2 separate regions of the Homo sapiens genome follow, and region 2 is linked to region 1. A link is an interaction called in ENCODE POLR2A ChIA-PET data of the cell type or tissue named here. Cell type or tissue: HepG2. All regions are shown on one strand. Region 1 overlaps IGF2BP3 (insulin like growth factor 2 mRNA binding protein 3). Region 2 overlaps TRA2A (transformer 2 alpha homolog).

Region 1 (8,000 bases):
AAAACTGAACTTTCTGAAAATCTTTATAAAGCACCTTCAGATATAGCTAAATAACTGTCAGGTGAAGATAAAGGAATTGAAACTTTTAAGTTGCAAAGTATCTTAAACGTGCATAAGATGGGTGTGTACAGATGAGACAGAGTGAGACTCTGTCTCAAAAACAAAAACAAAAAACAAACAAAAAAAGAACTACCCAAGAATGGGTAATTTATAAAGAAAAGGAGTTTAGACTCACCCCTGTAATCCTAACACTTTGGAAGGCCAAGGTGGGTGGATCACCTGAGGTCAGGAGTTCGAGACCAACCTGGGCAACATGGTGAAACCCCGTCTCTACTGAAAATACAAAAATTAGCTGGGCGTGGTGGCGTGTGCCTGTAGTCCCAGCTACTCGGGAGGCTGAGGCAGGAGAACTGCTTGAACCTGGGAGGCAGAGGTTGCAGTGAGCTGAGATTGTGCCACTGCACTCCAGCCTGGGTGACAGAGCGAAACTGTCTCAGAAAAAAAAAAAAAAGAAAAAAAAAAGGAGTTTAATTGACTCAGTTGGCTGGGCAGGCCTCAAAAAACTTACAATCGTGGCGGAAGACAAATGGGTAACAAGGTACGTCTTACTTGGCGGCAGGAGGGAGAGAGAGAGAGTAAGGGATGGGGCAAGTGTCACACCTTTAAACCCTTAGATTTCATGAGAACTCACTATCACAAGAACAGCAAGGGGGAAATCCGCCCCCATGATCCAATCACCTCCCACTGACAAGTGGGAATTACAATTCAAGATGAGATTTGGGTGGGGACACAGCCAAACCATATCAACTAGTTTCCTACAAATGAAAATCACTTAAACTCTATTGTCTCTTCCTTTATATCTTCAATCCCCATCATGTACCTCTTATTTATGTAAGAGTTAACCCAAAATTCAATTCATCATCTCTAATCACCCACCCATCTCTAATCATTTGTTTCTTCAGCACCTGTATAAACAGATGTACTAAATTTGTACCATATTGTTTACAACTTGGCAAAGTTCTCTGGCATACTCCATGTTTTCTAGGATAATGTAACACACTGCAAGTATTAATATAGCTGTTAGCTAAATGAAATCTCCCTTCTGGCTATTCAGCATTTTTAGAACACATACATCAGAAGAAGACTTGCCTTCCTACTAAACTATTATGTGGAGATTTGTGTTAGGGGCCTGTCCTGCACAGCTTGGCCAGATCACTTCTGTTTCTCTTCACCAACAAAGAACACAAAATAAAATTATTTCATTCTTCACTATTTAAGTCAGAAGAACAGCATCTCTCTTTGGAAGATACTATATAACTCACAGCCCCCAGTGTGTCACACAATTACCATGTGTCATTTATCCCTTTATGGCCTTTTTTATTTTATAACTGGATAGACCAAGTGAATTAATGCCAACACTGACTATCAACTGTGCTCAATGTTAGCATTACTTCATCATTCTGGTCCTTGTATCAAGACCATTAAGTTAATCTTGACCATTTTAAAAAAAATTAAGGGTGGGATCTAAATATTTTATCTCACTAAGAATGTCCGTATTATGTTCTTCTGAACAATATACTTGGGGGAAGCTGGTGGTGATAAAGACCTTTTCAATGGTCAAACTAAACCTAATGTGTAACTTTCCCAGATTTACCCCACAGTATTTTGTCATGACTGTGTAATTATTTGTTTCCTGGGCTTTGTTCCAAAAAGAATTTTATGCTGCTTATAAAATACACATAATCTGTAAAGATAAAACAAAGGAGGTGAAGAAATAAGAGCATAGGGAACTGAACACTCAAGATAAGATGAAGCCAAAAATGCTGTTATACAAATCTGGCTTTAAGCTTCCTCGCAGCTAATTTTTTAAAAAGTTAGTTGCATGATTTCCCATGACTATGAGAGAAAAACTATTCATTTACTTATTAAAAAATGACTATTCCTGGTACTGGTTTCAGAGAGCAATTCCTAAATATCCCCAGAGAACACTAATGTAGCAGCATCCTCCTCAGAGTGAAAGCCTGGCCCGAACATGCATGTGTCTTAGCCTGGAACACGTCCAAGGCTGCTGTTGTGAGAAACAAAAACAAAGTTATCTTTCTGACATAGTGATGAAGGGCTGTCCATGTTCTTGTTTTGCTGATGAGAAATAACAAACCCAAAATGAAGCTTAAGCATAAACTTAAGAGAAATGTTGTGTGAAGCTTTGGAAAAGGAATAGTGGCCAGTAGATAAGGGTCAAAAGGACCAAAATGTAACAGAAAAAAAGGGCACATACATGAAGAATCAATGTGTAGACTTTAAAATGTCCTATCCTGGAATGAAAACAGAAGCAACAGAACTTGTCAAATAGAAGCAGCAGAGTTAGAAGCAAACTAAGTGTTTTTCCACACCAGGAGATGCTGCCCTAGAATGACAGACAATGATGTGTGCTGTTGGCAATCATGTCTTGAAGAAAAGTTGACTCATCAGATGTCTGAGGCTTGGTGAAGACATTTCTGAACGTCGTCCAATTCCCTTTGCTCCAATTTCCTATCCATGAAGCATCTTCTTAACCAAAGATTACTTTTCAAGAAAATTTTCCTCTGGGAATGTAAGGCAGCTCACATAAATATGCTGTCAACTTTTGCCAATCATTAAATTGGCTCTCTGGTACACTTCATTCTTATATGGGATTCAGAATAAGCCATGAGCCGGGTGCTGTGGTTCACGCCTGTACTCCCAGCACTTTGGAAGGCTGAGGCGGGCGGATCCCTTGAGGTCAGGAGTTCGAGACCAGCTGGGCTGATATGATGAAACCCCATCTCTACTAAAAGTACAAAAATTAGCTGGGCACGTGACTGTAATTCCAGCTACTCAGGAGGCTGAGGCAGGAGAATCGCTCGAATCTGGGAGGTGGAGGTTACAGTGAGCCAAGATCATGACACTGCACTCCAGAGCCTGGGCAACAGAGCGAGACTCTGTCTCAAAAAATAAAAAAGAAAAGAAATCGAGACTAAAATAAGCCTATGCTAGAACAAGCCTGTGTCAGGATTTGGACACCCCAAATAGGCAGATAATTTAAATTTTTACTTGCAAAACTCAGCAGGCAGAGCAAAAGTTATAAGCCTTTTTCACCTGAATTTAAGTCTATGAGACCTAGGTTGGAAAAGGCCCATTAGCGTTACCCAGTCTTGTTACACATTCCTTCCATTTAAGTTAAGGTCTAGTTGCATTGTCTGAACCTTTTCTTGGATACATTCTTTGGGACTGAAGGATGTTCACAGGACATAAGCTGCTTCCCAATGGATTTGTGCCAGATGCCTATCGGCAAAACTTCCTTTGGACTTCTTGGCAGACTCTCAACTACGGCTTGAAATAACAGAAGAACAAAGCTGCTCAACTGAAAGTTTGCATAACTGGTGAAGTCTGCCAATGAGTAATTCCTAATCATCTATCGTGAAGACATACAAGTATGAGCAAACAGTAAGGTTAAGTGTATTTACTTTGTGGGGGACAAAATCTAAGACATCACAAAGGCATGGAGACATGCATGTCAGCCAACATGATCAGCCTCCAGGTACCTGGAAGGATGCCACGGTTTCCCTTTGGCTTGTAAAATAGATACTCCTGGGTTTTTTTGTTGTTGTTTTTAAATGGATTTTGGTCTGGAACTGAAACTAAGTTTACTCAACTCCATGACCTGAACAAAATATTGAAGTCTTTAACATTAAAAAAAAAAAAAAAAAAAAAAAGGCAAAGAAAGTTTTTCACCATAACTAGATAACCAAGGCTTCTCAGAGATAATAAATGTGCACAGTGAGTTACTTACTTAGAAATTGTTTACCAACAAAAGAGTTGCACCCACTGTGAGAAATCTTAAGGAGGAAGACTAAGAGACTCCCTGAAACACTCATCTGATTTAAAAAATTCCTTCCAACTCATAATTTTTTTTTTTTTGGACAAGGTCTCACTCTGTCACCCAGGCTGGAGTGCAGTGGCTCAATCACGGATCACTGCAGCCTTGACCTCCCTGGGCTCAGGTGATCTTCCTACTTTAGCCTTCCAAGTAGCTGGGATAGGCAAAGGCCACCACCCCCGGCTAATCTAAAAAAGTTTTTTTTTTTTTGTAGAGACAGAGTTCTCCCTATGTTGCCCAGCCTGATCTCAAGCAATCCTCTTACCTTGGCCTCCCAAAGTGCTGGGATTACAGGCATAAACCACCGCGCCTGGCCCTTTGTTTCTTAAAGAGTACCTTAAGCCTAAAAAAGTGCTAATCTCTCTTGCCTCTTTCATAAGCAGAAAGCTAGCCATTTTAAGATTACACTATCATTTTGGAGACTTCTGAGAAGACTCCAAAGAGGCTATCAAAACTGAAGCCAGCAGCCCTTGGGATTACTTCTGCCAATCCAACTGTATGCTGCCAAGACCATCCAGCTAAGGCGACACGCACTATGCCAATTCCAGCTCTTGCTCTGCTTCACTAGCTGCCAATTCCTTCTTCCCTACTGTTTGAGCATTTCTGAAAGGCGCGTTTCCTGTCATTTATAAACTCGAAGTTTGCCAGTTAAGTACTGTACGAGCCAGCTGCTAGGCAGGAACTAGAGACTTTTTGTCTGTTGGAAGAACCAACTCTTTGGCTCTGGGGAGACTCAACCTGGCAAGTTCTGGGAAGAAGAGAATATTGTGGGGGAACTAGTAGGCAAAGTTCTAGAATGGAATAGAGGCAAGGGATTTATCCAAAGAAGAGATGCATCATTTCTACTTTCATGCTACAAAGCAGGAATGAGAAAACATGAGTAGAGAAATGCAACAATTCTAAAAGAAAAAGGAAGTAGTATATATTAAAAAAAAAAAATTATTTGAAACATTTAGCCATCAAAACCTACTTCTTGACAGGCAATATACATTTAAAATAAAAGCAGAAGTTCACTGTTAACCTACAAGACATCAAGGATAAACACGATCTTAGTACGTAATCTGTGATAGCTTCAAAGGAACAGCAAGCTTCTCATCAGCAAGTATAGATACCAGAATGCAGTTCAGGAACAGTTTAAAAGTGCTGAGAGCAAAATGCCCGTCCATCTTTAACTTTCTAAACCATTTTTTTTTTTTTTTAAATAACATCATAGACCCTCACAAACATAAAACAGTATGTTCTTTTTTTCTCTTCTTTTTTTTTGAGACAGAGTCTTGCTTAGTCACCCAGGCGGGAGTGCAGTGGCACGATCTCGGCTCATTGCAACCTCCACCTCCTCGGCTCATCGCAACGCCTGGTTGTTATCATTGCTTCTTTTTGGCTTCATTTTTCTTGCTAAAGAATAGGCCGGCTGCAGTGGCTCACGTCTGTAATCCCAGCACTTTGGGAGGCCGAGATGGGTGGATCACTTGAGGTCAGGAATTCGAGACCAGCCTGGCAAACATGGTAAAACCCTGTCTCTAATAAAAATACAAAAATTAACCAGGCATGGTGCTGCGCACTTGTAATCCCAGCTACTCGGGAGGCTGAGGTATGAGAATCACTTGAACCCAGGATGCGGAGTTTGCAGTGAACCGAGATTGCGCCACCACACTCCACCCTGGGTGACAGGGCAAGACTCTGTCTCCAAAAGAAAAAAAAAAAAGAAGCAATGATAAGCAAAGAAACTGGTAAAGCTTTGGGAAATTTACTGCCTTTAAAAACAATAGTTTATTTGTATTTCAAAAAGTGGTGACCACTAGGTACACAAAATAGTTAAGTATTAGTGATTTCGGTTTAGAAAAAGAACAAAGTCTAAAAATAGTGAAGGCAAAGCTATTCCAACTGAGTACTTGCAACCACCCCCCACCCCCTGCAACTTGAAGTTATATACTCAAACAACACTTGTTAAAGAATTGTTCCCCTGAACATTAAGCCAGAAAATTGCCTAGCAGCTGTTTGAAAGTAGAATTTACTCTAATTGTATCCAGGGACAATATGATTTTCTGAATAATGGTGTTTTCTCTTTATTTAGATGAAAATAACCACAGGAATGGGAATCTGGAATATGGAATTTTCTCCTCCAGAATTTAGATTCTGCTTTTTGAGAGAACTTAAAAGCTTGCTTCCTCTCTTCCAGGCTCTGGGAGGCTCCTTTAACAGGCAATAGTGCCAAATCCAGTGAAGCAGACAAATAGCTGTCCCCAACATGTATTTTCCTTTAGTAACAGATCCTGTGTTTAATGGGCACATTGCTGCCCTCACACAGGGATTGTCTCCCAGCTTCTCTTGCAGCTAGACACAGCCAGTGGTATGTTCTGGCCAACATGAGGCAAACAGAAGTATGAAAAGCTATCCTCAGGCAGTGTCCTTAAATAAGGATGCTGCCAATTTTGATCCTTTATCCTTTTTTCAGTTTGAAATGAGGTCTCACCACATTGCCCAGGCTGGACTGAAATTCCTGGGCTCAAGCAATCCTCCCACCTCCGCCTCCCCAGTAGCTGGGACTACAGGTGTCTGTCACCACATCCAGCAATCCTTTATCCTTCTTGTTGGCTGGAAACAGACCCAATAGTTGGAGCTTGAGCAGTTATCCTGGGCCAGGGAATGGCACACAAGGCAGATAGAAGCACCAGTCCTGAAGGATATGGTGGAACCACTTCCAGCCTTGGATTGTCTACCCTTGAACTCTTCTCATGAAAAAGGAAAACGAATTTAAGCCATTTTTTTTTCTAGTAACAATACATACCCAAACCTAATCCTGATACATGTAGTATGCCAAAATAGAGTTAGAAGGGTAAAAACAGACATAACGGCAACATCCCACAGAGGTTTTTGGCATGATATTTCCTACGAGTTGGGATGGCAGGTGGTCCAGAGAGAAAGAGGTGAGTTTTTTTTCACTCTTCAAAGCATAGAACAAGGTAGAAAAAGGGATATACACAACTAGTATGTATTTGTGCTTATCCTGAACTTTTTCTCCCTTGCAATTGGTACTGATAGAAACTGTTCTTTTCAACATTGAAGCGCCCCTCCAAAGACTAGTAAACATTCTTTGTAGAACAGAAGTTCTTAGCTGGGCGTGATGGTGTGTGCCTGTAGTCCCAGCTACTTGGGAGTCAGAGGTGGGAGGATCACTTGCACCCAGGAGTTCAATTCCAGCCTGGGCAACATAGTGAGTCCCCATCTCTTGAAAAGAACAGTTCCTGACAATAAACGGGTAGCATAAAACTCCTGATGACCTTTATGAAACTACACATTTTTGAGCTTCCACCTGCTCCCACTGAGATTTTTATTTATTTAAGTGGGACACAAGTTCTTAACTAATCAAACAGTTGTTGTTAGCCTTGGCTACACATTGGAGTCATCTCGGGAGCTTTCAAAATTGATACCTTTGCCTCACCCCTACCCCCAGGGATTTTCATTCAAATTGTCTGGGATAATTATAATTTAAGTATGGGAAAAACATTTTTTTCCCCTTAAGGCAGGGAATAATTAATGCTGAACTTTACAGATTGTCAATCAATGTAAAATAAGAAATAAAAACAGTAATATATGATTTAGGGAAATATATGATTTGGATAAATGATTTAGGAAAATATTCAGTTATAAAGTTGAGAACTCCATTGTATCACTGCCTGGAACACATGTAGAATAAAATATCCACTGGAATTCTGCAAAGAACACAGATTGTTAAGACTGTCCATGTTGTTGTATTCCTTTAAGAATGCGAATTTCCTTTGCCTGTCCTTGAAACCACCAGACTGTTACATCTTTGCAGCTCTTGCCCTGTGGCAGTGTTTTTACTGTTGGCAGCTTCTGCAACTTCTGTTCTCATTTGCTCCTTCTAATTGCACCTATTTGATTTAGCTTAAATGACAGGAGAAGCAAGATGACCTATTCCAGTGACATCTTCCTTACATTTACTCTTGGCTCAACTTTTATTTAAGTAAACATCACCGACCTCCTCCTCCCATTCTTAAAACAAAACTGCCACTGATTTAAGTCATTCAGACATTTAAGACTGTAGAAGTGCTGGAGAAATATAAGTTCTTAATATGAT
Region 2 (8,000 bases), 190 kb after region 1:
TACATCTTCCACTCTTCTCAGTCAAGCCCCTCTACATTCACCCTTTTCACCTAACCTTACAAAAATGTTAAGGCCCCATCTTCTTTTAAAAAACAAAAAAAAAACAAAAAACAAAAACCCACTATTGCTATAAAATAAAATCGTGGCCGGGTGCGGTGGCTCATGCCTGTAATCCCAGCACTTTGGGAGGCCGACGCGAGCAGATCGCGAGATCAAGAGATCAAGACCATCCTGGCCAACATGTTGAAACCTCGTCTCTACTAAAAATACAAAAATTAGCCAGGTGTGGTGGCAGGCACCTGTAATTCCAGCTACTTGGGAGGCTGAGGCAGGAGAATCGCTTGAACCCAGGAGGCAGAGGTTGCAAGCCGAGATTGCGCCACCGCACTCCAGCATGGTAACAGAACGAGACTCTGTCTCAAATAAATAAATAAATCCTTTGATTCTTAGCTAAGTGCAGTGATGTGTGCTTATGTTCCCAGCTACATGGAAAGATGAAGCAAGAAAAATCACTTGGGGCCGGGCACGGTGGCTCATGCCTGTAATCCCAGCAACTTGTGAGGCCGAGGCGGGCGGATCACGAGGTCAGGAGATCGAGACCATCCTGGCTAACATGGTGAAACCCCTCTACTAAAAATACAAAAAATTAGCTGGGCATGGTGGCGGGCACCTGTAGTCCCAGCTACTTGGGAGGCTGAGGCAGGAAATGGCGCGAACCCAGAAGGCGGAGCTTGCAGTGGGCTGAGATTGTGCCACCGTACTCCAGCCTGGGCGACAGAGCAAGACTACGTCTCAAAAAAAAAAAAAAAAAAAAAAAAAAAGAGAGAAAGAAAGAAAAATCACTTGGGCCCAGGAGGACAAGTCTAGCCCAGGCAACATAGCAAGACTCCACACTTCTATTTTAAAAAAAAAAACAGAAACAAAGACAAAACAAAACAAAAAAAATCAGGCTGGGCGCAGTGGCTCATGCCTGTAATCCCAGTACTTTGGGAGGCCGAGGCAGGCAGATTACGAGGTCAAGAGATCGAGACCATCCTCGCCAACATGGTAAAACCCTGTCTCTACTAAAAATACAAAAATTAGCTGGGCGTGGTGGCGCACACCTGTCATCCCAGCTACTTGGGAGGCTGAGGCACGAGAATCACTTGAACCCGGGAGGTGGAGGCTGCAGTGAGCTGAGATCGTGCCACTGCACTCCAGCCTGGGAACAAGCACAAAACTCTGTCTCAACAAACAAACAAACAAACAAAATCCTTTTTGATTTTCTGCTACTTTCTCCATATAGTTCTTTGTCGCCCAGGCTGGAGTGCAGTGGCATGATCTCAGCTCACTGCAACCTCTCTCTCCCAGGCTCAAGAAATTCTTCCACCTCAGCTTCCCAGACAGCTAGGACTACAGGCATGCACCACCATGCCTGGCTAATTTTTATATTTTCTGTAGTGACAGGGTTTCGCCATGTTGCCCAGGCTGGTCTTGAAGTCCTGTTCAAGCAATTTGCCCACCTCGACCTCCCCAATTAAGCCAGTGTGCCTGGCCCATAAAGTTCTACATTCCCCTCTCTGCTAAGTATCATTTCCATTTCCAATTCTTCTTTAGCCTGCTGCAATCTAGTATCTGCTAAACTAATTCAACAACCACCTAAATGCCCATCAAAACTGGTAACATTTCTTTTTTTGGAGACAGAGTCTCACTTCTTCACCCAGGCTGGAGTGCAATGGCACAATCTCAGCTCACTGCAACCTCCGCCTTCTGGGTTCAAGTGATTCTCCTGCCTCAGCCTCCCAAGTAGCTGGGATTACAGGCACTTGCCAGCATGCCCAGCTAATTTTTGTGTTTTTAGTAGAGACGGGGTTTCCACCATGTTGGCCAGGTTGGTCTCGAACTCCTGACCTTGTGATCCACCCACCTCAGCCTCCCAAAGCACTGGGATTACAGGCATGAGCCACCGTGCCCAGCCCAAAACTGGTAACATTTCTGAGTCTTCATTTCTTGTTTTTTTTTTTTTTTCCCCCTTCTTGAGACAGAATCTCACTCTGTCACCCAGACTGGAGTGTGCAGTGGCCTGATCTTGGCTCACTGCAACCTCCACTTCCTGGGTTCAAGCGATTCTCCTGCCTCAGCCTCCCGAGTTCCTGGGAACTACGGGCCTGTGCCACCACACCTGGCAAATTTTTTGTATTTTTAGTAGAGACGGGGTCTCAACATGTTGGCCAGGATGGTCTAGAACTCCTGACCTCAAGTGATCCACCCCTCCTTGTGCTCCCAAAGTGCTGGGGTTATAGGCATGAGCCACCACACTCAGCCTAAGCCTTTACTTATTGATGCTTTCTATAACATTTCACTTGTCTACTGCTGCTTTTCTAGTTCCCAGTTGCTCTAATTCCCAGTTGCTTGCAGTCCTTTCTTTGCCTGTAAGACTAATCCGACAGGCCGGGCACGGTGGCTCACGCCTGTAATCCCAGCCCTTTGGGAGGCCGAGGCAGGCAGATCACAAGGTCAGGAGATCGAGACCATCGTGGCTAACATGATAAAACCCCGTCTCTATTAAAAATACAAAAAATTAGCTGGGTGTTGGTGGCGTGTGCCTGTAATCCCAGCTACTCGGGAGGCTGAGGCAAGAGAATCACTTGAACCAGAGAGGCAGACATTGCAGTGAGGCCACTGTACTCCAGCCTGGCGACAGAGTGAGACTCCGTCTTCAAAAAAAAGACTAATGACCCACCCTTAACTAAACTGACACAGACCAGCAGTGATGACAGTCATATAAAATACCTTCTATACGGTACTCAATGAACCCAGGAGGTGGAGGTTGCAGTGAGCCAAGATCACACCACTGCACTCCAGCCTGGGCAAGAGAGCAAGACTCCATCTCAAAAAACAAACAAACAAACAAACTCTTCAACAGTCTCTACTTTTTTTCAGCTCAATAATAACCCATTGTTGATACTGCTAACTGTCCTCAGTAATTCCCTACTTGAACCAGATCACCCATTTTCTGTTAACTAAGTAATCAAGCAAAATTTTTTTGCACGATTTTACAAAGTGAGGATATGGAATACAGGAATAAAACTAATGAGGAAAGACCTTATGAAACACAATAGGTGAACAATAACGCTAGAAGAGTTGATATTTCCCATTTTAGCTAGCACCAATTTACAGTTCCAATTTTTAAAATGAAGAAAAAAAAGTAAGAAAATCCTTAATTTAAAACATCAATTATTACTTTTAAACAGCAATGAAAGTGAGACAATAAAATTCTTCCAGCTGGGCGCAGTGGCTCACGCCTGTAATCCCAACACTTTGGGAGGCCGAGGTGGGCGGATCACCTGAGGCAGGAGTACAAGACCAGCCTGGCCAACATGGTGAAACCTCGTTTCTACTAAAAATACAAAAAATTAGCCAGGTGCCTGTGATCCCAGCTACTCGGGAGGCTGAGGCAGGAGAACTGCTTGAACCCGGGAGGTGGAGGTTGCAGTGAGCCAAGATCGTGCCACTGCACTGCAGGCTGGGCAACAGAGCGAGACTCCATCTCAAAACAAAAACAAAAACAAACAAGAAACTCTTCAGGAGTCTCTATTTTTTTTAAATCAGACAGTGACAACATAAAAAAATTAAGAGTAAGGGAATAATGGATATGTGAATAACAATGTTCTCAGGTGACAAATGAAATGAGACAGGAGAAAAACGTTCTAGGTTGAAGGTGGCAAATGCAAAGGCCCTAAGGCAAAAACATGCTCCTTTCTATTTCTAAGCTCAAATTCTAGCCAGTGCTATTCTGCACATAATAAATTTAATAACTGAGTAGTAAGTAATCAAGCACCGGGCTAGACCCTTGCTGTAACAGAAAACAGTATGGTTGCTAACCCCAAGAAAAGGACAGCCTTTTAACTGATTTTTCTGTCTCATGCCCCTTTGCAAGTAGACTATTCAAAGACATAAAATCTATCCCTCCACCCAAGAAATGACAAGGACGTAAGCTAACTGGTCAGGCTGTTTTAAATTTTTTTTTTTTTTTTTTTTTTTTAAAAAGAAAGAGTCTCTCTGTCACCCAGGGTGGAGTGCACTGGCGCCATCTCTTGGTTCACTGCAACCTCCGCCTCCTGGGTTCAAGCGATTCTCCTGCCTAAGCCTCCCAGGTAGCTGGGACTACAGGTGCCCGCCACCCCGCCCAGCTAATTTTTGTATTTGTAGTAGAGGCAGGGTTTCACCATGTTGCCCAGGCTGGTCTAAAACTCCTGACCTCAAGTTATCTACCCACCTCGGCTTCCCAAAGTGTTGGTATTACAGGTGTGAGCCACTGCACCCAGCCTGTCTTAAAACTTTTTATCCCACCTCAGTACACCTGGGGCATTTGACAGTGAACTTTGCATTGGTTCACTATTGCGTTTCTGTTATCCATGGTGGTGGGACTCCAAATCAGCTAAGGACTTTTCCGCCCAATTACATCTCACCAGAGCTCTACGCTGGACAGAGTCAGAATCTTCAGATAAAAATGTAGCTGGAATGTAAATCCTAAAAATGCTTCTCAATCGTTCTGACCAACCAGCATAGCATACACACATCAACTTTCTCTGCATTAAATTACATGTGAGACTCCAATGCAGAAAACCGCCTTTTTGTTGTGCAAATATTGTTGGCATAGAAACCAGACACTAATTATCAAATGCCAAACACATTTAAATTGATGGCTATATACACATAATTTGTACTGGTTGCAACTATCCAATATATTAATTGGGCTGGGAGATGATTTTAGTATTGATTTCTTATTTTTTCAGAGATAGGGTCTCCCTGGCACCCAGGCTGTGGTGCAGTGGTGCAATCAATGCAGCCTGGAACTCCTGGGCTCAAGCCATACTTCCAAGTCTTTGTCTGGGATATAGTATTCATTTACAAAGAGCAGTCTGAGAAAAACTATAATTTTGAGTCTTTCGTGAAATTTCTACACAAAATGCAGCCAACAACTGCTTTGTCCTCAAAAACCCCAGAAGAATATTTTAAGTATTATCTTAAACACACTTACCTGGATTTTGATCTTGATCGAGAATGGGATTCAGAGTGTTTGGAAACCCTTGATGGACTACGAGATCCTGACCTGCTCTCCGATTTTACACGAGCAGGAGTTCCCGTTGGAGATTTTGACTGAGAGCGAGACTCCTAACAAAGAAGACAGTATTACAAATGGCACTGGTCATGTAGATGCCTAACACCTAACATTTAAAGTACCGTAATTATTTATATTGATTGCTCCTGAAAAACAAATGGTTAGACAACACCCTCCAGAAAAAATTTCAGCTCAATAATAACCCACTGTTAATACTGCTAACTGTCCTCAATAATTCCCTACTTGAACCAGATCACCAATTCTCTATTAACTAAGTAATCATGCAAATTCATCTACAACTTGATCATACAGACACTGGAACATAAACCATACATTTACTTAACCTAGGACCCATTCATTCTTCCAGATTCTTTTAATTCTACTTCACTCTTGCTTTCTACTTCTCTTCATTCTTCATTGAGTTTTTCATTTTTCATACTTCGTGTATTCTTCCCCAATTCAAACAATTCAAAATAGCCTTAAAAAAATATTCAAGTGCTTCTATCTGACCAATCTTCTGTTCAATTTTTTCCCCCATTCAATTTTAATTTTCTGATCTTTAATACTTTTCATTAGCCTTCTTTTATCTTGATTTATCTTCCACATTCTTGGAAAAAACTCTTCAATTTCTTCACGAACATTAACCTTAATGGAAAAAGAACATTTAGTATATTTAAGCACGTGGGGATTATAAAACTCTGCTGGAGTTCAGAATGTTATCTACCAAATGGAAAAGCCAGCAGGTAAAGTGCAAGTAACTAGTTTATTTAAAAAAAAAAAAAAAAAACAATTTTATAGTCTTTAAAATTGTTCAAAACTCTAGTTTCTAACAAAGAGAATTTACTAAATTTCTCTAAATGCTTTTTAAACCATACTCTTCACCCTCCTCCCATGTTTCATTCTAGTTCCTAAAATGTGAGCAATTTTAATATAATTCAAATATAAATCTAACAACTATAATTTCCCCCCACCTAAGTGTTAAATTTTCACTACTTTATAATCTGAAGATTCTTAAAAATAAGCTTTCACTAAGTCATGCTAAGAAATCAAGATATAGTTAGAGCAAGGCATCCCAGGCTGAAATATTTGTACACACCTATCTAAACTCACCCATAGCACATGTCAAGGTTCAAATAAGTCAAAAAGAAAAAAATCAGTAAAATTACACCTTCTCCCAACTTTGACTACTATCTTTGCTCATTCTGACTTAAAATATGTTCTGAAGACAAACATACCGAAAAAACTAATAAGCATGAAATTCTTAAAATTTCCCCATTAGCTTATTAATTCCTGATATACACATTTTTGCAACCAGATCACTTTAAAATGCTCTATTATCCACGACATACCACAATGTGCAAGAAGGTACAAAATTTATATCATAGTCTTTATCTTTGATTCCATCTCTTTAGAATTATGTTCAGTTTTTACATAATTTATGCATTTATGTATACTGGTACTCCCTTCAGTGACTATATTCTATATCCAAAAAGTGATGGGTTTCTGAAAAAATTGGGTGTAAATCAAAGCATTCCAAATAAAATAACTTACTGATCATAAGCTTGTTTTTTTTAACTGCACAGATATGAGGCACTTATGATCAAAACAGGATGGACAGCTTGGTTTCTGTGTCCAGTTAAGCCTTGATTATCAGTGTAAATAATTATCTCAATTTCACAGAAGTAATTTCACACCAATTTATTTATGCCTTAAGACTATCACACAACTCAAACAGCTTTCTGAAAACTTTTCCTTTGCTTCAAGTTTAATGTCAAGACTTATTTATCAAGAACTGTACAAATGCCACCTGGTCATTTTCTTTCAGATAAAAACAAAACTGAAATACACAGCTACCTTTCAGCTCAATACCAACCTTTCCCATTTAGCTACCTACAAGTCTTTCACTGCATCTCAGATACTCTAAACCACTCAACAGATGTCTGGAGCAGGCATAGCAATCTGGGCTTTTTCATTCACTGAAACTATGAAAGCAGCATATTCAGTATCTTATAAAAAAAGGCATGGCTAATTTGCTTGTAATTTAAGTTTCACAGACTGGTTCATTAATCAAACTCATAAGAGTATCTTCCCCTCTTCTCTTTTGGCTTTCCTTTCCACAAAACAGACCCTGTGACATAACATTCATTTATGCTACTGTTGAATAGCAATAGCTGGATTATTATCTACGAACGCTGCTACAGTCCTTCTCAAACATACACAGGAGGCTTTGCTCTGTAAAACACTACAATTCTTTAATTTTACTAGGATGGAAATAAAAACCTTTTATTAAAGTAAACAAGATAATTCAGTAACATCTTAAAATTCCAATTTTAAATCCCAGTTTTGGAGTAGCAACAAAGCATTATGGTATGATAGAATGTCTTTTTAAGAGATGTTAGCTTATTTATTTTAAGAAGGAGGAGTCTCATTCTGTCACCCAGGCTGGAGTGTAATGGTGCGATCTAGGCTCACTGCAACCTCCACCTCCTGGGTTCAAGTGATTCTCCTGCCTCAGCCTCCTGAGCAGCTGGGATTACAGGCATGCACCACCTTGCCTGGCTAATTTTTGTATTTTTAATAGAGATGGGGTTTTCCCATGTTGGCCAGGCTGGTCTCAAACTCCTGACCTCTAGTGATCTGCCCGCCTCAGCCTCCCAAAGTGCTGGGATTACAGGTGTGAGCCACCGCGCCCGGCCAACATCAGATTTATTTTAAAAGAAGCTTTGCTTTTTATTATCAAAGGTGTCACAAATACCTAACCTCCTTTGTTGTCTGCCCTTCTTTCTTTTTATCTCAGAGGAAATCTCAGTCTGCACAAATTTCTTCATGGAAACATCTAAGCTAAAAACAGTCCTCTTAGCTGTCTCTAACTCCTAGCTACAAAGTTGTCACTATG

The links. Peaks named below come from ENCODE experiments on the same cell type or tissue, not always from the same donor. Only the 100,000 strongest peaks of a DNase experiment are listed, where the experiment ranks them.
Region 2: POLR2A ChIA-PET joins it to region 1 with 5 read pairs; 7 of 35 experiments call an interaction of 5 or more read pairs at or near these places.

Annotation. Positions count from the first base shown.
Region 1 is chr7:23,331,363-23,339,362 of GRCh38, forward strand. All of the region lies in intron 10 of IGF2BP3 (insulin like growth factor 2 mRNA binding protein 3), which reads right to left. Among named protein-coding and RNA genes, the nearest start is that of MALSU1, 36 kb to the left of the region's middle. RefSeq lists a silencer at 4,308-4,602. In HepG2, no CTCF peak of the experiment used is centred here; DNase peaks (open chromatin) are centred at 3,449 and 5,669.
Region 2 is chr7:23,516,684-23,524,683 of GRCh38, forward strand. TRA2A (transformer 2 alpha homolog) reads right to left here. Exons shown (of 8, transcript NM_013293.5): 2 at 5,024-5,157. Among named protein-coding and RNA genes, the nearest start is that of TRA2A, 11 kb to the right of the region's middle. In HepG2, a CTCF peak has its summit at 4,064 (motif pointing left); no DNase peak of the experiment used is centred here.